6 separate regions of the Mus musculus genome follow, and regions 1, 2, 4, 5 and 6 are each linked to region 3. Evidence: chromatin loops called from intact Hi-C (ENCODE). Cell type or tissue: left cerebral cortex. All regions are shown on one strand.

Region 1 (5,000 bases), 140 kb after region 3:
CCTAAATAAATAATTTTAACTACCAAACTTATGGTCTTGGAAATAAAAGAGACCTCAGGGATTTCATTATCCAGAGACACAAATCATAGCCTCTGTCTCATCTTCCTGTTTGATGGACAAGGACCTTGAGGCCAAGAGAGACTGTGGCACAGCCAGCTAGCAGCAGTATGGACATAGAGACATGACTGGCTTGTTGCCATGATAGATATGATGCTCTTTCCTGCTCTGGCCACACACCTCCATGTTTGCTCAGGGCTCTGCATAGCCAGTGACAAGCTGGGATCTGAAAAGATGGGGAAGAAATGACAAGAAACTTGTGTTAGCTCCTACAACACTTGGATCATCAGGACAACACAAGGCTGAGAACAAGGATTCCAAAATGAGTACAAACCTGGTTCTGCTGCATACAGACGTGGCTTTAAGACACCATTTGGCCCCTCTTGGGCTTTGTGTTTCCCCTCAATGAAATAGTATATTCCTTGCACAGCTGTTATTGAGAGCCTTAGGCAAGCTAGTACATTTAGAACGTTCTGAACAGGTAAGGGATGCCAAATACTGAAATCCAATTTCTGCTCATTTTCAGGTCCTGGTGAGTGAGGAAAGCCAGACTCCACTCAGATCACACGCCCTATAAGCTTTCTTCCCTTCTTGGCTTTTCTTCCTAATTCATAGAAGGAGGAGACAAGGGAAATCTGGTTTAAACTAAAAAAGGACCAGGGAGATATTGGAGAGTTGGCTCAGCAGTTAAAAGCATTTTCTGCTCTTCTAGAAGACGCAAGTTAGGTTCCTAGCACCCTGGTCAGGCAGCTTGTAACTGTTAACTAACTCCAGGAGATCTTAAACCTGGCTTCTACGAGCACCCATACTCATGAGACGTATATTTGAACACACACACACAAATTAAGACAGAGAAAGGGTTGGCTCCTAGTGGTAACTCCCACCCCCTACCCCATATCTGTCCTATCTCCTTCCCCACCTCTCTCTCTACCAGTGAGGGTGGAGGTCCTCTCTAGTTGGTGATTCCCTTGCAACTGCTGGTGTGCGATCAGGCCTAGTAGGTGCCTGTTAGAAGCAGAGGTAAAGGATTGCAGTGTCCAAGACAGCACCCCCTCCATACACGGCGATGCTCCACTTCCCAGGGGAAACTGTCTTCTCTGGTTCTAAGACTTGGGTATTTCCTGCATAAAATGCTCACTGTGAACCACTTATGCCCACTGTAACAGGCAGGTGGGTCTGGCTACCATGCACGACCACGCACTGGTGTTAGAACCAGGAATCCCACAATGCTGCCTAGTGCAATCCCGAGGCGGGGGTGGAGGAATCTGGTCACAGAGAATCAAGAGATGAAAGGGGTGATGAAGACAGACTGGCGTCTTCCACAGAAGCCCCCCTCACCTCCTGCTCCCTCCCTGACCTTGTGGCTCACATCAAAGCGCGGACCTCTTCCCACAGTCTGAACTGTCCAGGTCATCACTCCTGGCTCCTTGATGCCGCTGATGGACAGGTGGTAATAGCTCCCAGAGTGCTGAAAGGGGCGCAGACTTCAGGTCAGAGTCAGCCTCTGCTTGGCTCTGTGCTGGGGGAAGCTGCTGTCCAACTCCTGGGTTTCCGGTGCATTCTCTGGGTGCCCTGGGGCCATCTGACCAGCTGCAGAAGAGAAAGCACCCGTAGCACTGAACCCAGGGGTCAAAGGTCTGCAGAGGCAGAAGTTGGGAGGTGCAAAGACCTGAAGAGCTGAGGATCCGTAAGTTCCTGTCAGACTGGCATTTAGAGCAACAAAGATCCTGTGGAGAGAAGCACAGGAGGCAGGCCTGCCTGGAGGGCCTTCCTCACCCAGCAAGCAATGCAAAAGGAGGGAGTGGGCCTCTTTTCCTATTCACTTCCTCACCCAAAACCCATCCTTAGATCAGGACCTTCCAAACTCATCACCTTTATTTTCTCTTGGCTATTTACTAGATGACAAACTAATAATTTGTCTGTATAATATTAATGAGTCAAGATCATACTTACCTACCAACTAGTACATGTGACTGAGGGACAAGGCAAGTTGTTAGACCCTGAGCCCTAGTTAACTAGCCAAGAGCTAGAGACCAGACCGGGATCTCTGGCTTAAGCTGTTGTAGCCCTGCGGTGAGCACACATTCCTGCCAGGCCTCTTGTTAGTTGAGACCAGCTGGATCAAACTCTCCATTTTTCATATCATGAACCTCTTATCGCTGAGTCTGAATCGAATTCTATTTCACATCCTCCCCAGCAACCCAAAGCATGGCCTCTCCCTACGAATTTCACCCCTTCACCGTGGAACAGAAAAGTCAGGCTCAAGCTAGCCAAGAAAACAATAACAGAGGAACAAGAGTCACAGCACTGGAGTGGCCAAAGTCAAGTTCATCAAGAGGGCAAGAAAGACAAAGAATGATTTGTGGAGGATATTTGGTATTTGGTTAAAACCTATTCCCACTTTTGGGGAAGTGGAAATAAGAAATAGGCAAAATATGGGGCACTACTGCCATCTGGTGGCAGTATCAGACAATTCACTTCACTTACACTGTCATCATAAAATGAAATCTTGCCCCATGACGTTGTTTATAATTCAATCCACTGTAACCTTCAAACAAAACGAAAGAAAATTTTGTCACAACAACACCACGAGGTAATAAGATTCTCCCCACAAGTGGCTTTAGGACGATCAGCTGCCTGGCTAGACTCCCTCTTTACCCCATACATGGAAATGAGCTCAAAAGGTCTGGGAGACTTACAAGTGCTGATGGTAGACAGTCTCAAAGCTTTAAGGACAAGTATCTATGGTTTGTGTTAGTTAGTAGTTGCTGAGAAAAAGAAGAGTTGACAAAATAAACTCATCCACACAGGAACACCTTCATATTACAAGGTGTGGTGGTTTGAAGATGCTTGGCCCAGGGAGTGGCAGCCACTATTAGGCATGGCCTTGTTGGAGGAAGTGTAGGGGTGGGCTTTGAGACCCTCATCCTTGCTGCTTGGAAGACAATCTGATGCTTTCTAGGAGTGGTGGATCTGAAGGAGAAGGGAGGTGGGATGGAGGGACTGGGAGGAGAAGAGGAAGGGGAAACTATGGCTGAGATGTTATATATGAGAGAAGAGTAAGAAAAAAGGATATGAGAGTGGAAAGACAGAACTGTTGGGAGTGAGAAGTAAATAAAAGAAGGGGATGCTGGGAGAACATGATCAAAATATCTTACATTCATGTATGAAATGAATAAATTTAAAATATTGTAAAATAAAAGAAAGGATGAAGCTTCCTGTCCCGGCCGCCATCGGAGAGCAGCAGCCATGGCTCTGTGCTACCCCATGGCCGTGGGCCTCAACAAGGGCCACAAGGTGACAAAAAATGTCAGTAAGCCGAGACACAGCCGGCGACGTGGGCGCCCCACCATACACACCAAGTTCGTGCAGGACATGATCCGGGAGGTGTGCGGCTTCGCGCCCTACAAGCGGCGAGCCATGGAGTTGCTCAAAGTGTCCAAGGACAAGCGCGCACTCAAGTTCATCAAGAAGAGAGTGGGCACGCACATCCGCGCCAAGAGAAAGCGGGAGGAGCTGAGCAACGTGCTGGCAGCCATGAGGAAGTTGGCGGCCAAGAAGAATTGATGAGCCCTCCCCCAATAAAAGATGGTTCCTACAAAAAAAAAAAAAAAAAAAAGATGAAAAGGGGGAAAGCAGGGCTGAAGAGATGGCTCGGTGATTAAGAGTACTGATTGTTGTTCCAGAGGTCCTGAGTTCAATTCCCAGAAACCATAGGGTGGCTCACTACCATCTATAATCATTGCTGGTGAGAATATATATTAGTGCATTCAGAGTGGAAATCAAATCAACATGGATGTTCCTCAAAAAAAAAAAAAAAAATAGGGTGCTGGAAAGATACCCAAGGGTTAAGAGCATTAGCTGTCCTTCTACATGACCTAGGTTCAATTCCAGTCTGCATGTGAGAGACCAAATCGTTTGGGTTCAGACTCCATCTTAGAAAACCTAACCTAAGGTTGAACGTGAGTTATTAACCAACTGGCACCTAGCACCAGTTTCCAGGTTACCAGATTCCAACCCCACCCCCACCCCCTTCCACAAGACCTGTGCCTAGTACCAGTTTCCAAGTTATTCCCCAACAAATCTGTTTCTCCAGATTAAAAGCCTGCCCCTAACAAACACCTCACTTCTTAGCAACCACCAAACAGGAAGAAAACAGAAGTTAAGTTTATGATTTGGTTCCCAGTACCAGCCAATTATGTTAAAGGTTATAATGGCTCCCCAGTCAGATAGTCCCTTCTTGCTTCTATCATGCTTGCCTAAAACTAGGCTCAGGGCTCCACCTTCCTACTGTGCAAGGGATGCCTGGGAGCCCAAGCTCCAGCTTGAATAAGGAGACGCTAATGCAACTGCATTGGATTCAGCTCCTTGGTGATCTTTCGGGGGTTCACAAATGTTTCCTGGCATACATAACACATGATGTGAGAGAGCTATAGCGGAGCTTCAAGAGCATCATGCCCATGGCAGAGACACATGGGGATCTAGAGCTCAGAGAAACCAAGGAAAAAGACCAACTGTCATCAGCACACAGGAGGAGGGTGCCAAGCTCACCTGGATCTGCAGGTGAAAGTGGAGCTCAGCAGGGTGTCTGCCCAGAACCCTTCTAAAAGCCTGGATGTCAATCAAATGAGAAGGCATAGAAGGAGCTCTTGAAGCCCTGAGCAGGAGACCCAGTTATCAGATGTAAAGACACATGTAGTTTGAAGGCTGAAAATGGATTTGTGGGCTTAGGTAGAACATTCCCAGGCTGAAAAAAATCCCACATACCCAAGAGGCAAGTTACTGCTCTCAGAGTGGGCTTCGGGTGAGCCACCTGCCCCTCCAGACTCTGCAGTACTTCTCAGAGGCACAGATACATATCTCATAGAAGGCTAACAACAAAGCTGTACTTGGGCAGCTTTTTGGCATTTCCCATCACAAGTTCTCATTTTTAAATTATGTGC
Region 2 (5,000 bases), 99 kb before region 3:
CAATGTTTTCTATGGTATCTCCTGCACCTGAGATTCTCTCGTCTATCTCTTGTATTCTGTTGCTGATGCTTGCATCTATGATTCCTGACCTCTTTCCTAGAATTCCTATCTCCAGTGTTTTCTCCCTTTGTGATTTCTTTATTATTTCTATTTCCATTTTTAGATCCTGGATGGTTTTGTTCAATTCCTTTACCTGTTTTGTTGTCTTTTCCTATAATTCTTTAAGGGATTTTTGTGTTTCCCCTTTAAGGGCTTCTAGCTGTTTACCTGTGTTTTCCTGTAATTCTTTAAGGGAACTAGTTATGTCCTTCTTAAAGTCCTCTATTATCATCATGAGATGTGATTTCAAATCAGAGTCTTGCTTTTCCAGTGTCTTGGGGTGTCCAGGGCTTGTTGTGGTGGGAGAACTGGGTTCTAGTGATGCCAACTAGCCTTGATTTCTGTTGCTTATATCCTTGCACTTGCCTCTCACCATCTGGTTATCTTTGGTGTTAGCTAGTCTTGCTGTCTCTGACTGTGCCTTGTCTCTCCTGTAAGCCTGTGTGTCAGCACTCCTGGGAGACCAACTCTCTCTGGGTGGAATTTGGGTATAGAGAGCTGTGGCACAGGGTCAGCTCCAGGTGTAGATGGAAACTGGAAGGATTCTGTCCCAGGCTGCTCCTCAGTTCCTGTGTCCTGAGGGCTCCAGACAGGTCCCTCAGAGAAGAAGTGGTGGTCTCACCTGTGCTCTCAGGTATGTCAGCATTCCTGGGAAATCAGCTCTCTCCTGGTAGGATTTGGGTATGGAGAGCTTGGCACAGGGTCAGTTCCGGGACTCTTCATCTTTTGCCCTTTTAAATGCCAGGTAATGTTTTTTTTTTCTTATGGATGGGTAAGGACTACATTTTGTATTATAGATGTGAACCCTTTATTCATGATATATATTAAAATATCTTCTATGCTCTATTTATATCTGCTATCTTCCCTTTGTTCTATAGAGTCCAGATTTTCTATTTTGTTAAAATCTCAGAATCTAGATTGTATAGTAGATTGTATAGTCTCCTAGCATTGTTTTCTCACAAAATGTTTTAAATATTACATTTAAATCTTGCATCTCTTTAAAATAGGAGGTAGAAAGCTCAACTACTTTTTAAACGCAGACATAGTTAGTAATATTGTAGTTTTATTATAGTTAGTATAGTTTAGTCCTCTAATCTTCACATGCCATGGTGCAGGCTCATGCACACACACACAAACACACACACACACACACACACACACACACACACACACACACGATATATTTGGGTGTGGCTCAGCTGTTAAGTAAGGGCGCTTCTTGCTCTTCCATAGGAGCCAGGTTCAGTTCCTAGCACCTATAATAGGCAGTTCACAATTCTCTATATCTCCAGTTCTAGGGGAAGCTGACACTTCTAACCTTTGAGGGTGCCTGCATTCATGTGTGGCACATGTACATACATGCATGCACCATGAGCACACACATACACACTAACACAATTTAAAATGAAAAAAAAATCTTTGAATAAGTAAATGTAAAACCAGTTTGAATTCTTCCCAGCTGTCAGAACCTGAGACTTTCAATAATCATTCCAAAGAAGTCAGATTCAGGCCATAGAGGTGGGACCTGGGGGTGGGGGCCCATACTCTCCATACCTCCTCATGTGATTCTTCGGGAACCAAAACCTGATGAAAAGTATTGCTTTTTCTATAAGCAACAAGGTTGGGAGTTCCAACTTTCTGGCCCTTGGCAAATAGTAGGCTCTTGTTTCCCAGCCCCGAGCTTATAGTCTCTACATTCAGCTTTGTAACACTTTATAACCCTTTTAACAGGCTTCAACCCTGTAGACCTATTTCTGCTTTACCAGCTACTCCTTTTTTGGCTTCAGCCACTAGAGGGCGTGTGCAGGCTGGAGTGGATGGCTAGACAAGCATTGGTGCTCCCAGCGAGTAGCACCCAAATGGTGCCTCCTTCCTCCCAGCAGTGGTTGGCCGTCCTACATCAGGTGCCTTCCACATTTGTAACATCATCGTGGACCCCACTATCCACATCCACCCCTATACTCCCGCCCAAGAGACTCCAGGTCTGGGTACACAAGCCCTTCCTTCTCACTCCAGGACCCCACCACCAACTGAGTATGTCCCCTCTTCAGAGGCCCCTTTCTTGAGAACTTCCCGGCTTTCTCCAGCCCCGAGAGCAGAAGGTGACCTTGCAGGTGTAGCCTCCCCATATTTTAGCCTTCTCTGGTTACCCTCCCCTTACCTAATTAACCTTGGGCTTTGTCATCAATTCTTTATGCTAAATGTTCTTTTTCAGCTAGTGCCTGGTTTCTGTCTCCCGACAGGATCCAATTGGCACAAATAATGAGGAACTGAGGTTTTTCTGGAGCTGGAGGCTGCTTCTCTTGGCTGCCCTGCACACAGCTCGCCTCCCGCCTCCATTCCCAGAATTATTTGGCTGCTAGTTGCCAAGGAGACGGCTGACAATTCCCAGTTGCCAAGTCTCCCCCCTGAAGCCTATGGAGAAATTCAGGGAACTCCCTACTCCTTCCTGAGCCTTTGCCAGAAAACTTGGAACACCGGGCCAGGTTGGGGTGGAGGGCTTTGAAAGGAGGAGAGGGAAGCCAGCCAGTGCTGAAAGATGAAGAGAGAAGCTGGAGGTTTCTGTGGACTCTGGATTTCTCCACAGATCCCAGGTGCCTGGCCTACAGTCAAAGGTTGAGGGCTTGTCTTGATAGATGCCCCCTCTGGTTTGCACACAGAGATACTGTTTGGATTTAATTCAGGTGTAACCTGTGTGTTCTAGACAGGCCTTTTAACAGAAAATAACTGTCCCCATACTGTCACCTCAGGCCTAAGAGAAGTCCCTTCTTGCTTTTATCTAGGAAAAATCCAGGGAATAACTTGGCAGCTGAAGGCTGGCAAAGGAAACTTAGACATTTTGTTGGCACCAAGCAGCACCTAACAGCCAGTGAGACCTAATGTCACAGCTCATGATCTGTTTGATAGTAACAAGAGCAATGCCAATCACAACAACAGTGACTCTTACTCTACAAACTCAAGTGTGCAGAAATACACATTTCATTAGTTCATTAAAATCAGAGTTGTTCCCAGGGGCTTCCTCTCCCTTCCAATGTCCACCAGAATCTAGGAGGTTTGTTTCTTCAAAAGTTACATGTTGCTGGGGCAACGTTAATTAGGGAGTGGACTTCTAAAAAGCAGAAGTCCTTCCCTGGGAGTGGGATTGGTGTCCTTGGTGAAAAGAGCTTATTCCTTTTGGCCCATCTGTCACATTAGGACATGGTGCTTGTCCCCTCCAGAACAGAAGCATCAAGGCACAGTCTTAGAAACAGAGAGCAGACCTAGCCAGTCATCCTGGCCTTCCAATGCCTTGATCTTTTATTTGTTTGGTTTTTTTATTTTCTTTGTTTGTTTTGGTGTTTGGTTTTCCAGGAAAGGATTTCTCTGTGTAGCCCTGGGTGTCCTTGGAACTCACTCTGTAGACCAGGGTGACTTCAGACTCAGAGATCTGCCTGTCTCTCCCTCCAAGTACTGTGATTAAAGTGTGAGCTACCACCACCCAGCCAGCACCTTAGTCTTAAACATTCCAGCCCCAGACTACTTCTTCTAAATCACCATTTTTGCTCTTCTGTGCCAGTAAACTAAGAAATTTGGGAGGCACAACAAAAGTGGGGGGGGGTCTCTAATTCTATCCCACCTCCCCAATCTCCATCCAGGCTGCTGACATTTTCCTCCCTGCCTAGGGTGAGACCTATGCATCAAGGGTAGCATTCACTTCTCAGCCCCTGGGCTACACCTGCCTTAGGGTTATCCGATCCTGGTGCCTCCTGACTTCTGAGGAAGAAAATCTCATCTCTGCTCTAACCACCCCGACAGGCCTTGCTCCTTACTCTCCCCCATCACACCTCACACAGCTATTCCACAAATTCAGACTTTCAATGTAGTAATGTAGAACTGTGGCAGTGTAGAACTGGACAGAAGGCTGAAGTATAATTGACTTTATATTAGGTATATAAAATACATTATTATATTTGATCAATGAATACTTTAATATTTGTTTTCAAATAGGAGCACAATACATATTCATGAAGTATTACATCACATAATGAAAATAACAGTAATTTTCTGAATCTAATAAGTGATTACACAGGAAAAATGAATAAAGTGTGTGTGTGTGTGTGTGTGTGTGTGTATGTGTGTGTGTGTGTTTTACTGAGAACAGAACCTAAAACCTTGCATAATCTAAACATACTCTGCACTGAGTTACCCACCAGCCTTGTAATCACCTTTTTAACCTTACCTCTTTTTAACTTACATGTGTAAAAATACATATTTCTTTATTTTTAATGTAAGTTAAAAACAGAAAGGAAAAACTTTACATAAATCGGCCCAGGAAATGCCTGCTGTGAAGAGGCCCCTGGAATGGCGAAGCAGGTTATTAATTTCCAGACACTTCTGGCACCAGAAACAAGACCTTCTTTCCCACAGCCCCAGCAGGTGTGCTAGCTCCTGTCACACCCTCAATAACTCTGTTCTTTCCTCTTGTGACCTGCTCATCTCTCCTTCCCCGCCACTCCATCTAGGGCCTCCTTCATTTCCTCTCCAGTCTCCGAGGCACAGTTTACAAAGTGTCTGATCAGTGACCCTAGCTGGTCCTCTGTCCCTCTTTCTCCTTCTCTCCGTTTTGAGCACAGCAAGGGTATGCTGACTGTGCAGCCTCTGACCCATGTCTTCTCCGGCTCTTCAGCTCGTCTCCTGCTGGTGTCCCCAGGGGCCCAAGTTAGCCTCCAAAAGGTGCACATGGAAAAGCTATCAACTTCCAGAAGCATCTACTTCCTGCTCCAGCCATCCCTGTCCTCCACACTCTGCCTCTAAAGCCCTGATACTGCAGAGTCCCGTTCCAAAATGCTTACGACAGGCAAGAGAGCTGGGTTAAAGCACACAGCACAAAAGGCTGAGTCTGCAGTTGTCTCTAAGAGGTG
Region 3 (5,000 bases):
TAAATTTCATTCCCCATATTAAGGAATTTCAACGAGCATAAACAGAGTCTCAACGTACGGAGATTGTTCAGACTGGATAGAACTCTTCTCCACAACAGAACTGTGTGGCCCTGTTCTTCAACGTCTCCCGGGGCAGAGCATCTTAGCTCTACTCCCCTCAATTTTTGATAGACTTTCTTTTAAATCAAAAAGCAGTCTCTGCACACAGAGTCACATCTGTGTGTGTAAACATTCTGCTGTTACATTTCCAACCCAACGAGCAGGACCCTATAGTTGAGTTGGTTATTTCTGCTAAATTCTAAGTATTGATCAAGGAACTTCATCCTAAACAGGAAAACCATACCCTAGCTCATATACTCCCTTCTCTATCTTGAAGCTCCTTCCTTCACCTCCAGGAAAATAGAAAAAGAAAGAAAGAAAGAAAAGAAAATGAATGTAGTATCAGAGGATTTGGTATATGGAATTAGAAACAAAGGTAACTGAGTTACCTCCAACTCAGTGTTACATTTATTAAAAAAAAAAAAAAGTCATGGTTTTTTGGTTTTTTTTTTTTTCTAAAGCTATTTTTCTTCTTTTTTTTTTTTTCTGCCAGTGACCATATACCCCAGGTGCCAATAAAATAAATTTCAAAACACACAAAAGACTATAACAATTTGAAACACATGAATAAGTACTGCACACAACAGCATGGGTAAACTGCACAGGGATAAAGACTCGTTCAGAAATGCAGCCACTGTATGACTCTTTCACCAAGTTCAAGTACAGGCAAATTGACCCTATGGCAAAACTGATCAGCAGCACAGCTGTTGGCTGCAGGGGGAGAGGAAGGCTGAGGAAGAACTCCCTAGACAACTGAATGCAACTGGAGCGCTAGAGATGGGACAGTGCTTACCTAATGTACTTACCTAACTTCATTTGGCTACCTGCTGCACACAGGAGTGTACCCTTGGGCACACCTCTGCCTAGATTGGAAAAAGCTCCACACATTGTTTCCACCTGCTTTCTACGTCTCAAGTGGAAGTTGAAGAACTATTTAACAGATGAGGTTGTAGCAATTACACGGGACACATTGTTACAAACTTACAAGACTTCCTCCTTATTTAGAACTTGAAAGGAATCATTTTTGGACCAAAGTAACACACAAACAGGCGCTGGAGGAATCTATAAAAATGACAGCAGCTAACATTTATAGAAGTTTTACTATCTGCCGAATGTTTTACTTTCCTTTACTCATTTAATCCCACTGAGGGAAGATATCCTATCCACTTAATCCCCATTTTACAGATAAAGGATCTAAGGCTAGGTCAAGACCATTGCCTAAGCTCACATAAACAATAAGAGGAGTAGCTGAAAAGCAAGTTCCATGTCAACCCCTTAATTCAATTTCTATTACAGTACCATAAAAATAAGATCAACTCCACAGCTTCCAGCAAGGAAAGGAGCAGAATGTGTAACCTAAGTTCAATAACGTAAGCAGCTTACACACTCATTTTCTCTATTCAACGGCACATCCTTGACATTCAAGAATTGAAAGCGCCTACTCATATTCCAACTCATATACAGCAGAACAAAATGTTCTATAATGGTGTTTTGTTTGTCTGTTTTTTAATTATCCCTGGCTATCAAAATATATTATACAGCAACTAAACCGTGAAGGCAAACAGGCGCTGACTTCAGAGTTTAATCTACTTCTTAAAAGGCATGTCCGGGGTGACAGAGGAAAAGAAGTAAACATGTTCTCAAAGGGGGGATTCTTGATATTCTAAACATGTGGTATTGTAAGAACCTGGTACAGGGCTACATGGGAACGGGAAGAAAAGAACAGCACTATCTACACGATTTTAGATAGCAATAAAACATATCTCAGCAGCCATCAAGCATGCCCCCACATTCAAAATGAGCTGAAAACTGTTCACTCTGTGATTCACATTCCCAGAAGATGAGAATCAATTAACGATACTACCCACAAACTCCAAACCAGTCCTCTGTGAAAAGTACACAAAAAAGGAACTGGGCTAGGAAGCTGAAAAAAAGTCGTTCCCAAAGTATATGGAGGGCAGAGCAAGAGGCGGGCAGAAGGAGATACACCAAAGCTTCTCCACAAATCTGCTCCAGAATGGTTCTGGAAATTCTATTTTCATTTACTTGGGGCTGCTGGCAAGTCGGAATGGCTCAAAATACTAGAAAGCCAACAGAATCGTTTTAAATGCTAACAGAAATGAGAGACGAAATGACTTTAAACTCTATAAGAAGAAGAAGCATAACAAGATCATATGGAAACAAAGCTATAAACTAAAATATGCCCATTCAAACAAGCATTTCATTTCTGCACAGGCAATTGACTTGCCATTAAAAGCCTGACTTTGCTCTCAAATTTTAAATTATTACACAATACACCAGCCCTTACAGGCAAAAGCACACTGTAATACCCTTTCACATATTCATCCAAAGAGCAGTCAAAAAAAACTTACCAAGGCTGCAAATATGTATACGCTTGAACTTAGAAGGAGAGCAGAAAGCAGCGCCTCTCTGTGCTTACACTAGGGTTCGCTTCAGTGCTAAAGCACACCACCACAGCCCTGCCTGTAATAAAGTCCCCACTAGCAGTCTGCCTTTGGGTTGGGCTTTTCTCTTACAAGATAAGCTGTTAAGTCATGCCTTGATTTTAGATCTGCTAACATATGGAGCCTTCTAATGCAGCCTGCTCTCCGCCCCCTCTACTCCCCCTCCCATTCACTACTCAGTGCTGCTCCCTCTCCACGCATACACATACACACATACAAAAAAGGCACTGCAGGGCAGAAATTCCTCAGGTGCTCGCTAATGGAATTCCCAGGGTCTAGGAGCCGCTTCGGGGATCAAGAGATCTCACAGCCCCTGCTGGGGTAAGGAGCAGCGAGTCTGTTCCATTTAATCAAATACAGCATGAATTTTCAGCTCTATTCACTAGCTTGTCTCCAGGGCTCTCAAAAGGCACCAGGCAGCTAGAATCACACACATGTGGCTCTTTTAGGCAAGTATAATTAGTTTGATTTTAAAAAGCCACATTAATAATATCACCTCAGGACCATTATTCAAGGGACAGATGACAATGATACTGTATGTTTTAAGCCTGACAATGGAGGGAGAGTGCCCAAACAATGAGAGAAAACTTGAAGGATTTAAAAACAACAACAATAAAAAACCCACAGCTTTTCATTTCAATGTAACCCAGGATTCCAGTATTTAAAAGTGACGTTAAGTATATTCTTGTGCCCAGTCCCTTAATTTTAACAGTAAACAATTACAGCCCTCCCCTCCTGTGCATAGTGGATGCAGGCCACCTACACAACAAAAGTTTGGATACAATATAAAAGTGTAAATAAAAACAATGTAACATTTTCTAATTCAATCTAGGTGAGTAAAAAAAAATCTCTTGAAAAAAGCATCAGTCATAAATAAATAAATAAATAAACAAATAAAATAGCCGGATATTAAAAACAACTCTTTCAAAGAAGTACAGTTAGAGTTCAAATTCCTATTTGAATTGGTTTTTATTAAGTATTAATGTCATTAAGCTAAAGAATGACTATCTGGTAGGTAACTGTACTGTCCTAGCTATAATTCTACATAGTAGAGATGCTGATCACATGATGTTAACTAATAACACACGTTAAAACAAATTTTCTAACTCATTACCCTTTATATTTTTGATTTCACAAAGATATCGTTTAATTCCTGACATCACTTCCCTAGTATTTTACTTAGAAACAGTCATCAAATTTTAGTCTACTTGTTCTCCAAAGAAACCACCCCAAAGAACAAAAATCCTACTGCCATTAAAAAGAAAAACAGAAAGGGGCTGTCTAGAGAGCCACGAGAGTGCACACACAAAGTGGGAAAACAAGAGGGGAGCATAAGAAGCAGCTACTACACTTTACCTGATCCTGTGGAGCACCACCCTATGACACAAGTTTCTATCCCTGGGCACTGCTCTTTATATATGCCCTGAGGATAGGGGAGGTCCTATCTTAAAGTGAACTTAAAGCCTCCCACAAAAAGTCAAGCCACCTGCAAAATCCGCCAGAGGTAAGGGAGATGCAGGAAGCAACCTACACAAGCTAGATTCGTGTATGTCAGATCCTCCGGTTCTTTGTACTTCCTGCTTGAAAGTCAGTACTGTTTAAGTACTTTGCACAGCAGAGGCTGATGGGAACCACAGCAGTCAATCAAAGCATCCCTAGTGAGTTACTACACAAACAATAGCGCAGCACCTCCAGCAATTGATTTTGCTGGGTGATTAAACCATTCAAAGAAAGATTTTCCAAATACTGTATCCGAGTTTTTGCAAGAAAGTTAAACAATATACATTTGTGTGTTTTATAGAAATATAAATGTTTCTCCTTTGCACACTGCCAAACACACACCCAAGGCACGTCTTTACAAAATGAAACAGGTTTTCTCCATCCTTCTCATATAACTAAAAGTATGTGGCAGTTTACTTCAACATGTGCATAACAGAGACTACAGTATTCAGTGCCTCTCTAAGGTGCTATTTCGAGTTTAACACTAATTTGATATTTTTCTGAAGGTTTTCCTTCATCTTATCCTAAAAGTTCAACCATCTATAGCTCACATTTTCATCTAAAAAGAGACTGGAAAGTTAGAGTTATTTAGAAAGTAAGAGAATGTCTAGAATTATATTAAAATTAAGGCACCTCTTCTCCAGCCACCTACCCACCTCCTTGTGACTACAGTCCTTGAGCTCTGCTAAATGTCTACTGGGAATTGGAGGGGTATAGTATCAGTGAGGAATGGGCTCTGAATTAACTCAGCCTCTTTCATCATTCCTGGCATTGGCCTGAGACAAAATCTCACGTTACCTTTTAGTCCAACCTCCTGTTTCCCAAGGTGTCTGGTTTAGGACACAAAGGCTGTCTTTCTGTTAATGAGGTTCCCTAAATTTGACAGCCCAACTGGGGAACAGCCTGCCCTTAAAACACCTGCCACCCTCTGTGGTC
Region 4 (5,000 bases), 54 kb before region 3:
CCTCCCATCCACAAGCATCTCCATTAGAGCCAAAGAACTAGTTAGGTTTCAGAGAACCAGTAACAGTGGGTTAAGCTTCTGACTTGTTTTTAGGAGAAAACAGTTACAATCTACACCTTCTTAGGTTTATATTTTATTGTTGTGTCCAATCTTTCCAACAGCAAACACTATAGGTTGGTAAAGAGAAGGAGTGTTTATATTTGATGAGTGAGGCAGCTATGTGCACTGTTGGGTCTAAGCCCCATCAGTGAGTGTACACCCTCTGCAGAGCATCCCCCTCAGAGCTGCACAGCAGAGTAAGCTTTACACACCGGTGTCCCTGCCACTCCACTTAACAAGATAAAGATACTCCACAGAAAAACACTGTCAAGCTGAGAACATTTGTAGTTATCTAAATGTGGCAAAGAATTAGAAGATCAGACAGCGTATGAAATATAAGTGTTCTTACTGTAGTCTTTATAATGGACTCATTAAAGGGGGGGGGGGCGCTAAATTTTGGTCAACACACACATAAGTATCCAAATCTTTTAAGAAAATTTTAGGTACATATTTAAAAGAAGTATTTTGTTCCTGGTTTTGGAAGAATAAACCAATAGCTCCAACTGCCACAGAAAGAATTTCGAAATGAAAATAAGCAATACGCAAATTACACAGCACAGCGGATCCCACTTAAACATCTAACTGCTCAGTGTGCTACATTTATAAACAAGCTTGCTGAGAACTAAGAGAGACTCCCATCCATGAGCACCGCTATACATGATGTGCTGTTAAATGCTCTTCCCAGACTCACATTCCTATCACGGAGGTTTGGAAAAGTTCAGATTCCTCTAAAGAGCAGTTTAGAAACCGTTAATGCACAGGGATTCCTAGAAGGTAAAGAAGGAAGGCGAGGGTGAAGGAGAGACACAGACAGCTGCTCGTGTCACCTAACATCTGCTCTGCTTAGAACCATCTTATGCCAAATGTTTAACCAATGTCAAAAGTTTTAAAAATAAAAATCTGATATCCCCATTCTTCTAAATCATCTGAACTAAAACAAAGACTTGGACAGAACAAAATGCAGAAGTCATAATTATCTTTCTGCTTTTTCGAACAGCCTTTTGATTGACAGAAAATATGCAAACTGAAGAGACACACACTCTAAGTACACTGCACTGAATGTTCACAAAGCAAACCTCCAAGGCCCTGATGTCTAGACCACCAAGAGAACACCGCTGCACCCCACTGTCCTCATTTTTCCTTCTCTCCCCCAAGATGGCTACCACCTTGACTTCTGAGAGCACAGAACAAGTTTGCCACTGAAAGCTACAGAAAAAGAGAAAGAACCATTCTTTCATTCAAAACAGAGTCATGTCTATAACGTTTTTATTATGTTACAAAAGTAACTCCATTGAATATGTACTAAAAGAAATCCTACCTGGGCTGGAAAGATCGATCAACAATGAGGAAAACTTGATCATTTTTTTAGAGGACCTGGTTTGGTTCCAGCACCTACATGGCAGCTTACAACTAACTATCCACACTTCAGTGCCAGGGGATCTGATGCCCTCCTCTGACCTTTGTAGGTACAAGGCATACATGTGATTCACATGTGGTCAAAATACTCATAAATATAAAAAATAAAGTCCCCAAAATGCTGTAATATTTGATATGAGATAGCATAATTAAATTGATTTTTAAAAACTACTTAATGGCAGGAAGTCATAAGGCAAATCCTAGGCCCAACGCAATTTTCTGACAAGATTTGCTACAATATGTATTTATACACATGTATAAATATGTATACACAGGGATGTATGTATATACAGGATAGAACTCAGGGCCTGGCACATACGAAGCACATGATCATCCAACCAAGACATTTACTATCTCAAAAGGTCAGACTTCTGGACTAACAACAGAGCTTGGAAGAAGTTTTCCTCTAATACCAAGAATCCCAATCTAAAATAGTACCAAGAATGAAGCATCCGGCTTATACTCGAGGCTTCCAGACCCAAGGAACCTTTTACACTGTGAGGGAACCTAGACTTTTATATAAGAAAATTCTCCTCCTTATAACCATCACTTCCTCATAACCATCTGTCTGGACTGAAGCAGCTTCCCTCCCACACAGAAGTCTGCCAGTTTGAACCCCGCTCTCATGTTGCTTCCTATTTCCAACCCATCCGCAGACACTCTATTGCTTTTTTGGGCTCCATTCACACTTCCGTCAACTCATCCAATACTGATTGCCTCACCATTGAAGGAGCTGGGAATCCAGTAGAGGGAACAAAGATCCCACGCCTAAAGTAAGTTCACATTTAGTAAGAAAAATATATAATTTCAAATACTCATATATCTAGACTTCGATCAAACGCTGTGAAATAAGCACAAAGGGTTTAATTTGGGTTAGAACTTCAGGGAAGATCTGGTCTGAGAACAAGCACACAAAGTTCCAACAGAGGAGTGTGAGAATACCTATGCAAAGCATTAGGAAAGGGGAAAGGTGGGCAGCAGGAACTATCCTGCATCGAGGACCCGAGGCTGGGGTCAACATCCCCTGTGAAAAGACATGGCTGCGGGAGAGACGTGGGCCAGTGGTCACAGAGGCTACCAGGCCACAGGCAGCGTTCGAGATTGTACTGGAAATGCAGCCAAGGAGCAGTGTTGCCACCCTTCACACCTGGGCTGCTGCTTGTTTCCTCTACAAAACACTCCAACTCCTCGACATTTCTAAAGGTGGGTAGCATGCTTGATATGCGATCGTCCGAGTATAGCGGTCTACAAACTGAGCAAGACTTTTTCTTTTTTTTTAATTTAGTAAGAAGTTCCAAAGGATTTATACATTCAGATCACTGGTCATTAAAAAAGTAAAAAACAAAGTCAAAATCTTTTTCAGATGAACTACTGACAAATTATCTTCTTCCATACTTTTATTATAACTATTTCTGCAACAAAATCAGGGCACTGTCGCAGGAGAGGGGAGACTGGGAAATTTGGATTACATGGAAACAAATCCATCAGCATGTACCAGCTCATGTGTAACCCAGTCTTAGCCCGTGAAGATGGGTTTGTGATGTTTAGCCTACCTCCCCATCTTACCAAAACACTCACCTTCCACAACGTCTCTCTTGTAGTCACTGTCATTGTCACTGTCTGTTGGCCGGTAGTAGATATAGAATCCTTGAATGGGAGTATTATTGTTACTTGATGGAACATACTAGAAAACAGAAGCGAAGACTTGTCAGAAGCAAAAATAAAAGTGATGTCCTAATTTCCCTATCTGTATGGCAACGTTTTTCTTGCTTTGTTTTGCAGTATATGCAGTGACCATTTTTTAAACCTGATTCAGAGATATTCAAAGGTATATGAGCAATTAGCTTACTACAAAACTGAATAAAAATAAAATGGTACACACTTCATTAGCTTCAAAAAAATGCACACTGGTTCAAAGAGAATAAAGCATAAAATGTTAATTAGCACCATTTGGATGAGAGCAGAAGAAACTGTGGTGCCATTTTTAACCCTGTCTCTTAGTTTATGTGCTGCAGACAAACCTCACTGCTTGTCCATTTCTCTGCAATTAAATGTTCAACAGCTTCAAGCATCACACCATAAGAACACTACGCTGCTGACATGAAATCTCACCAAGAAGGTGTTCGCTCACATACCGTCCATTTCAGCATGATCTGAGTGTCGCTAACAGCCTCTGTGTATGCGATGTGAGGTCCAGTTATTGGGCGATTGGAAAAACGATTTGGGAAGCCGGCCACCTGGTAAGGACGGGATGCTGAGCTCCGAAAACTCTCACCGTAATGGTTGATAGCAATGACCCTAAATTTGTATATTGAACCTTGGGGGATGGGGCAAAAACAAAACACATATAATTTTAAAAAAAATTGTAACAAGGCTATGATGCATCTAAAGAATAAATTAAAATCCTAAACCAAGTTTCTTTATCACCCAAATACAAAGCTGGAAAGCTTTCAGTTCAGAAAATGTTACTTGGTTCCACCCATATCTAAAACTGCTGCCTTCTCCCAGCTAAGTTAGACACAGACATCTACAACACTTGTGCATATTCAAGATTCCAAAGGCAAAAATGGCCATGAGCCCAATCAAAAAGTGTAAGCTTATTTATACATTTTTCTCTCTTACAAATAATATTTTTAATAGACTCAGGAATTGGGATTGGAAAAGCAATTTAAAATCCAGAAATGGAGACTGGTTAAGGGGTGGAAATGTAGCTCAGAGGTAGAGTGCATGCTTAGCATGGACAGGGCCTTGGCTTCTATTTCCACCAGTGAAATAACGGCGCACGCCTTTAATCCCTGCACTCGGGAGGCAGAGGCAGGCAGATTTCTGAGTTCAAGGCCAGCCTGGTCTACAGAGTGAGTTCCAGGAAAACCAGGCCTATACAGAGAAACCCTGTCTCAAAAAACCAAAAATAAAATAAAATAAAATAAAAAAGAATAGTTAAGCAAAGTATGATACACTTACAAAGTTAGACATAAAATGAGGCATATGAAATTGTATTTATGACAAGATGCCAAGGTATATAAAGACACTGAGGGAAAAAAGGCTGGAAAGAAATATAACAAAATATATACTGTGCATGAATGGGTAGAGTTGATATAACTTTTTTTTCATATTTTATCTTCAAAATAATAAATTGTTATCATAACAAACAACAACAAGAGCAACAACAACAAAGCATTATTACCTGGCTCTAAACTACGAACTTCCACAGAGAGTTTGGAAGGAGGAATGTCTTCAGCCGCTACCAGCCAATCACTAGTTCTCATCCGTTTATATTCCACCTTGAAGGCGGTGATGGGAGAGCCACCATTTGCTCGGGGAATCCAGGTGACATAGACTGAGGTCTCCGACGCCATAGAGATAGTAGGTCGATCTGGTGCCTCTGGGACTGAAAATTGGAACACTTATTTTTCCGTCACCATGATGTCAGAGACAGGAATAACCTAAAATCCTCTGAGGGGTAGGTAATTCCAGACCTGGTG
Region 5 (5,000 bases), 110 kb after region 3:
GCTCCCTGGGAGTGTTCCAAAATCTTAGCTGTTAGACCTTCCCTCAAATGCTGGACAAGCAACTCTAAACCCAAGTTTCAGAAGGACTTGTGTGCTATAGTCAGCTCAGAGATGCTAATCCACAGCATCGCAAGCAGGAGGGAGTCTCAGGCAGGCCAGAGCCTAGGGTGCTCAGCACAACCAGAGGTCATCCTGTGGAGGCTGCTAGGAGGGAGAGCAGTTTGGGAGACACTCCTATGGCTGGGAGCCCAGAGGCAAGAGCTGAGCCAGGAGCTTCCAAGGGAGTCTGGCATTGGTATTTACGAGTCTCTTGTTCCCATTAAAAAAGAAGGGCTTTAGGCTTCAAGTGTTCTGGAGAGGATCATTGTATAGCAAAACACGGTGCATAGGGAGGCTTCCTTGAGAGGCACTGTCCTTTTCCCTCTGGCTGGATGCATGCTAGCCAACTCCTATGCTCCTGATTTAGGAGAAAGGATGCACAGAAAAGAAGAAAGATGTATGAAAGAGAAAGGGCCACATTGCCTTGAGATTGCAGCCAAGAAGTAACCTCATGTCATTGAAGAGTGGTAGTCAAAACCAGGAGTGCCATGGGTCTTGTGCTATCTGACTAGGGATTGATAAAGTCACTAGGTAGGACCTTAATGTCCTTTCAGAGACTTGAATATCTCTTTTGTTCCAGCCCATCATAACCCAAATTAGGCTAGCAGTGTCTCTTCTGTATGCCCTATACTATCATTTAGGTCTTCCATTAACATATTACACTAATCTCAATTCCTGGCACCAGATTGTTAGACAGAAGGGGATAAGGGAGTGCTGAGCTCTATGTGGTATCCAGTCCTGTTCAGACTGGTGCTGTGGCTGATGAGGGTGATGATGGTGATGCCACTGCTCCTGATGCTGAGTAGGGGGATAGTGACAACGATGATGGATGCTGTTGAGGATGGTAGTGATTTTTCTTGTATTTGTTAGAGATATCCTTCACTACACATCCCACTTGGGAACAGACACATGATAACTGGGACTGCAAAAGAAGAGAGAAAAAATGTAAATGATCCACTCCACCAGGAGACAAGCTGTTAGTGGAGGGAGAAGAACAATGTCAAAGGAGAATCTAGAGTAGCCTAAAAATGGAACAAACATTGCTGGGACCATTTGTGGAAACAGGAAAAGGAGAGAGGGAGAGAGAGCAGTTAGAGGAGAGGTCTTAACAGGTCCCTCACTGTGGTTCTACTGAATAAGATGCAATTCCACTAGGGCAAGATTTTTGGAGCCCATTCTCAATGCAATTAAAATGCCTTGGAGATGATGGAAATGTACCTTCTAATCAAGATGTCCAACCAACTACAGAGTATTTGCATGACTCTTTTTTCCTATGGCAAGAGAAAAAGGAATTGTAGGAAGAGGGGTCTGGTTCCCCGCCCTCTGCTTGACAGTCACATCTTTGCACATTGCTCTTGTTTGTGTCCTGTTGCTGTGACAAATGCTTACCAAAAGCACCTTGGAAAGGGACAGGGTTACTTGGCTTTCACTTCCAGATCCAAATCCACCATTGAGGCAAGCCAAGGTAGAAACTTGAGGGAGGAACTTGAAGCAGAGATCGTGAAGGAATGCTGCTTGCTAGCTGGCTTGCTTTTAGCTTCTGCTCAGCCAGCTTTCTTATACAGCCCAGAACCCACTCTCCAGAAATGGTGCCATCCACCATTTCCCACATCAATCAAGGCAGTTCCACACAGACTTGTCTGCAGGCCGTTCTGATCTGAGCAGCTCCTTGGTTGAAGCTCTTTCTTCCCAGGTGACTCTTGGGTATGTTGAGCTGACAGTAAAGACTAATGCATACACATTCCATCTGCCTGGAAGACTCTCCCTACTCTTGATCTATCTGTTACCTGATTCTCACTTCCTACTGAGTTTGGTGGTCCTCGTCTATGTTCATTGGGTTCTTGAGTGAGTTAGCAAATGTGAGATCCTTAGATGGAACCTGGGACATAAGGATGCAGTGAATGTCCGTTGCTGTTATACCATACTGCTGTATATCCTTCCACTTTTGAACCTTGACATGACTTACATCTGTTGGCAGGCATGTGGTAGTCTATTGCACTCACCTGACTGTGAGATCTTGGTTAGCAAAGTATTCATTGAACACGTTTGTATACTTATAGCATGGGATATAGTAAGCAGTGGAGTACGGGGGCAGTTCAGAGCCTGGCATATGCTAAGTTGAAAAGTTGAATGAATATATACATGAAAAATGAATGCCTATGCACTGTTGAGATGTAGTATGAAGAAAACATGTGCCCTCCACCAGCAGTGGTCATGTTCGATCGGACATGTGTTCCTTCACCCCTTACCACGGCCCCAGGCTCTCAGCCAGAAGCCCGTGGTCCACTCTCTTTGGAAGGAGTTCATTTTGCTTTGTTCCAAGGCAGCCAACATCAACAGCAATGTGGAGATGGAAAACAGACCAGGACCAATGAAAGTTGTTTCTTCTCCAGCTGAGGCTCCAACCCGTTTTCAATCTGCTAATGAGACCCAGCTAGGAGTAATCAGGAAGTGTCTAAAATTAGCTGTTTTAATTTGAGAGGGAAAGGACTGACTCAGAACGGGGCAGAGGCTCCAGTGGCGAGCAGGGCCCTGGGAACCTCCAGAAAAAAAAATACAGAGAATCATCTGGTTCTCCAGTGCCCAAGAGAACACCCAGGATGAGCCAGGGTCCCTAGGCCCAGCACCTGGTCTCAAATTTTAAAATTTCATGGTCTATTTGCCCAAGAGAATCCATTGTGCTTCATGTTGGAGAACAGAGTCTGTCTGCTGCCACCTGCAAACCATTAACCAGGGTTGATCATGAGAGTCCTTTCTCCTCCCCAACTTACCACTTTCCAACCTCATTATTTTGGTTCTTATTTTCCACCCCCCACCCCAAGAAACTAAGCATCTCATAAGTGATGCTTACACGTCCTCTTAAATGCTTCAAACATGGCCCTTCTGGTCCATAGGAATCCCTATGTGCTTTGAACATCTAAGGGAAACTCATTATCTTACTATCCATGTATCAATCTCACTACGTTAACTGAACGGAGTTATGAGTTAGATCATGAGGCTGGGCTCAGGGATTCACCCTGAGAAAAAGGACCCTTCTTTTGTGGTTTTATTTAAGGTGCTCAATCTATTGTCAGAGAGACAAACATGGACACCAACAAGTGCAAAGTCATGGAATAAGTGCTCTCTGAGAGGCAATGTATTTCCCAGACCAAAGAGAAGGCCGTCCTTGAACTTGGGATCCATGTGCCTCCGAATCCCTTGTGCTGAATAATACACATGTCCACAGATCCATCACTGCCTTTCCTTCCCACTTTCCTACATTCATAGATGAGCAAGCTGTGGTCAAAGAATGTGTCTTTTAGTTCTTCTTGGCTGCAGACTTCACACCCTGGAAGTCCAGTACATGTTTTCATTGGTGAATGCATAAGAATATGAGGATCTTGTATTACGGAAAGTGATGAATTCTTTTATTCCTTGAAGAATCCACAAAAACAGATCGGATATTAAAAATAGGTTGAAGAGTAAAGGAATTAGAGTAATGCCTTCTGAACCTTCTGAACCAACTAGGTTTCCTTTAAAATGCTTCAAGCAAGGCTGGGGAACAGAGCTAAGTTGCTAAAGTGCTTACACAGAATGCACAAAGCTCTGGGTTCAATACCCAACAATAAACCACATAAGCCAATACTGGGAGATAAAGGAAGAATAATCAGAAATTCAAGATCATCCTGGGCTACATAGTGAATTTAAGGCCAGCCTGGTCTCAAACATAAACAAATAAATAAATAACAAAAAGAATAGAAAAAAGTTATCATTGACTACCTAAAAAGTCAAAACTAGTCATGGCTGCATGAGACCCTATCTCAAAAGCAACAAATAAATAAATGCTTTAAGCATTAACAAAATCTTTCCTACATCCATAACAATTTAGATATGGTTGTTCATAAGAACAAGAGATTAGAGAAAACTTCCAAGAGCCTTGGTGTAAGAAGGCAGTGTCCAGATGCTGTGAGAGGGAGCCATGGACTTAAGAAGTGGTACCCTAAGACCTGGGTCCTTGGCTTGGCTTTCACAGCTTTCCTCAGCCAGTCCCCTGTTCCCAACTCCCTCCAGCCATATCCCCACCACACTGGCATATCTCAGTTGCTACCATTCAGAACTTTCCACCATTACCTAGACTCAACAGGATCTCCACGTGTGTGTTTTAGATACCCATCTTCCTTCATCTGAGAGCTTCTGCCCATCCTTTAAGTCCCAATTCACTTCAGGAAAGTATCTCAACATTTCCAAATAGATCCAGGCACTCAGGCCCCTTGGCAACTCTGGGTTTCATTTCTATCAGTGTGGTGACACTAGTAAAGGTGTGTTGCAAACATACTAATTAAGCTGTTTGAGCAATTAGAAGAAAAGTCACCGGGATTTTAATATCCTGGAAAATCTTCAGGGCCTGGCTCCAAAACCTTGAGCTAAATAATCTCTTTTCTTTGTAAAGTGTTCAGCATCAGGTATCCTACTATAGCAATCAAAAATGAAATACAACGTGCACTATGACTTCTTCTCTTCTTTGAACCTTCTCAGGCACCTGTCCTTTCCTCTGTGCAGATTTTCTCCCTTTCTCCCTGCCTAGGCAACTTCTCCTTCTGTGTCTCCTCCTCATCCAGTCAGGGTAGGTTAAAAAAGCAGGGGAGTAAAGAGCCCGTATTCTGATTTTAACCAAATGGCTGGTACCTGTTGCATAGGTGACTCTGAGCCTATTAACTCCTCTGAAGTGGAGTTTTGTTGGGTAAGGTTGCTGCTTAGGGTTCAGCTTCAGAGGTGACTGTGGGTCCCTGGTACCTGTTACTGTGTTCAGCACTATGAGGTGCTCAGTGCACATTCTGTTGAAAGAGAACAAATGTCTTAGCAGACCCCCACCTGGAATTCCCTCTAGACTTCTGGTATCTGAGGTACTGGAACTAACCCTG
Region 6 (5,000 bases), 160 kb after region 3:
TGGCGGGTTCTAAATAGCTCCTGGACTTGATGTGCCATGTCCTTCTCCCAAGCCAAAACCATTACACCTGTGGTTTCTTTGTCCAGACGGTGGCACAGATGCAAAGGTTCTGCCTTGTGGCCATGAAGCATCTTTGCCAAGATGGGCAGTACATCACTGATGCAGAGCTGGACTCCTGGGCCACCTACGGAGGAAAGAGCCAGAGGCTGGAGAACTCTTCTTGAGAGAACAATCTCTCAGTCTTGAGATAATAATCACCTTTCAATCTTGACAGAACAAACAATTGTCTCCATTTTCTACAGTTGTGCTATGAACAATATGGTGAGGATTACTAATATTAATAGGCCCAGAGATCTTAGCTATAAAATGAAATGCAGGCCAACCATTTCCAGACTATAAACTCAGAACTTGTATTTTAACAAGCACCCCAAGGGCTCTCAAGTAATAAGTCTGGGAAACACTGTGACTTTCTCTTCAGAGTCTGTGGGCCTGAGAGGCTTCACTGAAGCATTCCCTAGAAGAGAGGCTAAGAAGATGAGCTCTAGCTGAGTGATGGCGGTGCATGCCTTTGATCCTAGCACTCCTAAGGCAGAGGCAGTGAGATCTTTATGAGCTCAAAGCCTACAGAGTTAGTTACAGGACAGACAGGGCTATACAAAGCCCCTTCTCAAAACAAAACAAACAAACAAAAAAGATGATGGGCTAAGATCAGACATCCCTGGATTTTACTATTTGTATTCACCATCTGACCTTTCCAGCTTTGTTATCTATAAAATATAAATACCCGAAACAAATTATCCTCAACAACTAGAAACTTAAGCAGAGAATAAATAGTAAGGCAAGAACTCGTTACGAAACCTAGAGGAACTGCCACCAAAGGAGTGATTTATTCCAACTAAAATATTTTTTTTTTTGCTAAAATATTTACTTTCCTCCTGCAGACCTTTGACAAATGTTTTTTTTTTTTTTTTTTTTTTTTCCCTTTCAATTCTGACTCACTTCAGCCGTCCCCCATCAGAACACTCAGCAGCATCAGGACATCTATTAAGTTCCAGTCCCTCTGGGGTTACTGTGTACCGCAACCGTGTGTATTATTTCCTCTTCCCAGCCTTGTCTCTCTACCTCTCTCATTTTGAAATGAAGTTTTGCTGCTGCTGAGACTGATCTGAACATGAACACCGGATCCTCCCCTAGACCTGGGGCGGCAGTCGCACACTGGCTCCCAACTCCTTTTTCGTTGTTGTTTTGTTTTAACCACTTTGATGGAAAATAACAGTTAGCAAGTAACTTTTTGTATTTCTCCGCATCGATTCTTGTGGGTGGCTGTACACAGCCCACAGTGCAGAACTGAGCTTCTGTATCTCTCTGCAATAATTCCTGTGGGAGGCTGCATACAGCTCACTGTCAGGTATCTGCAAGTGGGGACTAGACACTGGTTTGTTACCAGTAGTCACATACATGGGATAATAAGGTTTAATTAACTTGAATTCAAGAGTGTCTCATGAATAAAGCTTCAGGGGTGACCCTAGATGGAAGAGGAAGCAGCAGCAGGTTTCTCTCCTTAGCCCACATGGCTCTTACCATGGACAGGGAGACCATAGGGTTTATTAATGACCACGAGGTCGTTGTCCTGGTGGAGAATCCTTCGGCTCAGTTCCTTAGCAAGCACATTGGGGTGAACTCGCTGCAGCTGCTGTGTGAATCGCACTAGTTCCTGCACTCTCCGCTGAACGGGGTTTGTAGGCACCTAAGGAAAGAGAAAGGTGGAAAAAGCTTAATGAAGGAGTGAAGCGCTGGGAATGGCCTTAAGTGCGATTTAGGTGGAAATCCGTGGAATGACTGTACTGTATAATTTGACTCATGTTTCCTTTGGGACCATACATAGCCATCTGTCTTATCTGCATACCCACGCGGTGGGTCTGGCAGTAGCAAAAGTGCGGTATTCCGACTACCACACAGAATATTCTCAACATTGATGTACTTGCTGTTACAGGACCTGCCTACCACACCCCACACCTAAGAAAGCCGTGAGAGCATCGCTTCTCGGAAGTTGAGTCTCTCTAGACTCACCCGCACTTCCTTTGCCTTTTGCTCTTGTTTCTGGGCTCGGAGCTTCTCTGCCAATCTCTGAGCATTCAGGGGCCTAGAGGAAGTAGCGCTGGAACAAAACGACCAGGAGCCGGGAGTGAACAATCTCCCGGGACGCGAACTCATACTCAAAAGCTGGACACCAGGCGTACGCAAGCAGGGCGCGGCCATCTTGGCGAGGGCGGGGCCGGACAGCGCGGAGAGGAGGAAGGGGGGGGGGGTGGGCCCTGCTGATCACGTGGGCAGGTAGCCTACGGGTCACGTGGGGCGGTGCGCGCTCAGTGCGGCTGCGCCGGCCGGTAGCTGCAGCTGGAGCGGTGGCGTTTGGAGCAGACGCGGTGAGTGTGTGGGGAAGCCAGGCGAGGGCTGGGAAATGCCGGTGCCCCAACGGTTTTCGCATGGCCCGGATCTCCATTCTTGGAGAGCACTGCCCTGGCAAGCGTGTCTCGCTTCGGGGCACGACTCCACGCAGAAACACTTCCCCGCCCCCGCGTCCTTAGAAGTGAAGCTGGCTGCTCCTCAGTCTTTACCGGCACCTGTCTGGTCCCTCTTAGCAACCAGGTCCTCGGCGGGTCCTCAGAGGGACGTGTGGTGTTCTTTCTCGTTTTCTTGCCGCTCGTCCTCCGGAGATCCCCAGATCTCTCATATTCCAACCTCCCGCTTTGCGACTGCCAACCCCTTTGTTTCGCGTTGTTTGTAGCCAGTCCTCCCGAAGATGACGGTTCTTTTCCTTCATCCAGGACCCCCGCCCCATACGTCCTACCTCGAGAGCGCTACGGGTTTATACTGACCTTTCTCTAGAGTTCGTTTCTTGGGGTCTCCTCTTTCTTCCCTTATCTACTCTTCCCAAGGAAAGTAAAGAGCTTTTCCCCCTTTGCCTCCTTTAGTCTTTCCTTCCATAGCTTGAAACCGTCGAACCCTCTCTCTCTCTCTCTCCCTTTCCTACAAGAGACTCCCGAACTGCAAACGACGACTCTCCTATCGCCAAAGGGCAGCTGGGAATATGAACAGCTGTTTTGGAATGGTAATCTCGAAAACACCTTGGGATGCGCATGCCGTTTGCTGGGGAAGCTGATGCTGAAGGGATGTCGTGAGAACTAGTGACTCTTCCCTCAAGATAGCCAGATTGCATTTCAGTTAGAGAATGAATAGTTGAATTAGGCTTGGGTGTTTCTCCCTCCAAAATGAATTAGCAGAAGGAAACCACATGTGAAACAGTTGAACAGGTGAATAGCCTCAGAAGACTAGAAGTTGAAGAATTTAAACTTCATGTGATAGTTGGATCTTTGAAACTTCTTGAGAAATCCCTTGCAAGTGGTATTGTAGAGAGGAATGTGGCAATACAAAGCAGGACAGATCAAAAAGGAAAGTATATCCGGGAAACCAACTAGGCTGCTGTAATGTAGATGATCATTAATGAAGCCCCGTCCCATTCCGCGGTCTTTTCCCCCCTGCTAAGTACTGTCCTTGAAATGTGAATTACCAGCTATACAGTCAAGGTGTGATGTGAATTACTGGAGGACTTCTTTCATCCCCAAACCTGTTAATATAGTAAGCTCACAAATATTTTATGTGGCTGCAGTGATTCTGAGTTAGGTTGGGTTGTTGTTTGCTTTCTGTCTGTCTGTCTGTCTGTCTGTCTTAAAGGTCTCACATTGTAGACCAGACTAGCCTCCAATTCATGGACCTTTTTCTCTGCTTCCCTAGTGCTAGAATAAAAGACTACACCCCCACACACCCAGTCTGTTTATGAACATTTTGAACAGTTATATTTCTGTCAGTTTTTTTTTTTTTTTTGACGTGAAGAACGAAGGTAGAGAATGGTGGGAAGACTTGTCTGTATTTCTGTAATAAGATAAGTGATCTGGATGTAGTTCCATGGGAACAGTTTGGGAAACACTGTTTCTTCTATTAGTGGCTTTGTCCCCTCTCACCAATAAATTCACAAGTAGAACACCTATATAAAATTTGAGAAATTCCACTCTAAAAGAATTATCCTTTCTGATAAGCTCCAGTTCCATGTTCTAATGTCTCTGAACTGCTGAGGATCACGTGTTAGTCACATGAAAGCCCCTTTTCCCAAGACATGAACATCAGGATTTAAAATCACATCATTACATTAATTACACTCCTATATTAGGTATGGAACCTTTATGGTTTGGAAGAATTTCGAGAAAAATATTTATACTTTTACCTTTTTTGCACTGTTCAAGAATTAACATTTGTTTTTACAGAATTGGCCTTCTTTGGCAGGAAAGAAAGAAAAACAAAATGAAACAAAACAACTCAGATGTCATTGTTAGCAACACAAAGCTGTGATCTTAGTTGTAGGCACACTCTATAATGCCTGAAAATAAAGACAACAGTCACTGGGAGGAAAAGGCTTAGTCCGAGATTTTCTAGGAAGAATTTAAAGATTTCAGGTTTGCTGTTTATCTCTTCATTTGATTACAAAAGTTACGGATTCCTTAGTGCTTCTCCCATGAATCATGGCATTTCACAGTTTAAAGTCGAGTTAGGGCCTAGTGTGGCAGGACATGCCTTTAGTCCCAGCCCTCAGGGACAGAGGCAGGGGGATCTTCATGAGTTAAGCCTGTTCTACATAGCAAATTCCAGGATAGCCAGGACTACATAGAGAGACTGTGTCAAAACAAAACAGTTCATGCACCCACTTCCTTCTTTCCTTCAAACCCGTATTCTTTTCCTCTTCCTCATTTGAGAAATTCCAACCAGAGCTATTTGGGGCATTGTCTACTTCCTGACCAATTTCATCTTGTCTTTTTGATTAGAAACACCTCTTGTCCAAACTTTTTTTTTTTTCTTCAGCCCAAGGAAGGAAACATTGTTACTGGGCCATCACTTTTACAGATCTAGTCAAACACAGCTTATTTACATAACTACATAAAGAACCT

Evidence for each region. Peaks named below come from ENCODE experiments on the same cell type or tissue, not always from the same donor. Only the 100,000 strongest peaks of a DNase experiment are listed, where the experiment ranks them.
Region 1: it touches region 3 in a loop (2.7-fold over the local background); 15 of 42 quality-filtered maps call a loop at or near these places.
Region 2: it touches region 3 in a loop (5-fold over the local background); 16 of 42 quality-filtered maps call a loop at or near these places.
Region 4: it touches region 3 in a loop (7-fold over the local background); 7 of 42 quality-filtered maps call a loop at or near these places.
Region 5: a loop joins it to region 3, with 2.0 times the contacts of the local background. A loop is called at or near these places in 2 of 42 quality-filtered maps.
Region 6: a loop joins it to region 3, with 2.8 times the contacts of the local background. A loop is called at or near these places in 2 of 42 quality-filtered maps.

What each region holds. Positions count from the first base shown.
Region 1 is chr9:35,280,142-35,285,141 of GRCm38, reverse strand. It overlaps 4933422A05Rik (RIKEN cDNA 4933422A05 gene), which reads right to left and starts at 4,037. Exons shown (of 5, transcript NR_040715.1): 1 at 3,936-4,037; 2 at 2,545-2,605; 3 at 1,427-1,784; 4 at 392-661; 5 at 1-283. It also overlaps the pseudogene Gm5614. In left cerebral cortex, a CTCF peak has its summit at 2,515 (motif pointing left); a DNase peak (open chromatin) is centred at 2,512.
Region 2 is chr9:35,521,235-35,526,234 of GRCm38, reverse strand. No RefSeq gene overlaps it. Among named protein-coding and RNA genes, the nearest start is that of Gm1113, 5.5 kb to the right of the region's middle. In left cerebral cortex, CTCF peaks have their summits at 1,686 and 1,890 (motif pointing right); DNase peaks (open chromatin) are centred at 1,909 and 2,444; H3K27ac peaks cover 368 bases.
Region 3 is chr9:35,422,537-35,427,536 of GRCm38, reverse strand. It overlaps a transcript of Cdon not described here. Among named protein-coding and RNA genes, the nearest start is that of Cdon, 27 kb to the left of the region's middle. In left cerebral cortex, a CTCF peak has its summit at 2,567; DNase peaks (open chromatin) are centred at 2,027 and 2,653; H3K4me3 peaks cover 2,029 bases.
Region 4 is chr9:35,476,783-35,481,782 of GRCm38, reverse strand. It overlaps Cdon (cell adhesion molecule-related/down-regulated by oncogenes), which reads right to left. Exons shown (of 19, transcript NM_021339.2): 11 at 4,703-4,906; 12 at 3,651-3,832; 13 at 3,094-3,199. Among named protein-coding and RNA genes, the nearest start is that of Cdon, 27 kb to the right of the region's middle. In left cerebral cortex, no CTCF peak of the experiment used is centred here; a DNase peak (open chromatin) is centred at 2,148.
Region 5 is chr9:35,307,957-35,312,956 of GRCm38, reverse strand. No RefSeq gene overlaps it. Among named protein-coding and RNA genes, the nearest start is that of Gm33838, 2.7 kb to the right of the region's middle. In left cerebral cortex, no CTCF peak of the experiment used is centred here; a DNase peak (open chromatin) is centred at 2,516.
Region 6 is chr9:35,265,149-35,270,148 of GRCm38, reverse strand. It overlaps Fam118b (family with sequence similarity 118, member B), which reads left to right and starts at 2,344. Exons shown (of 8, transcript NM_194257.2): 1 at 2,344-2,426. It overlaps Rpusd4 (RNA pseudouridylate synthase domain containing 4), which reads right to left and starts at 2,268. Exons shown (of 7, transcript NM_028040.2): 1 at 2,071-2,268; 2 at 1,582-1,747; 3 at 1-184. The coding sequence starts at 2,259. In left cerebral cortex, no CTCF peak of the experiment used is centred here; DNase peaks (open chromatin) are centred at 1,844, 2,375 and 3,081; H3K4me3 peaks cover 2,236 bases; H3K27ac peaks cover 1,498 bases.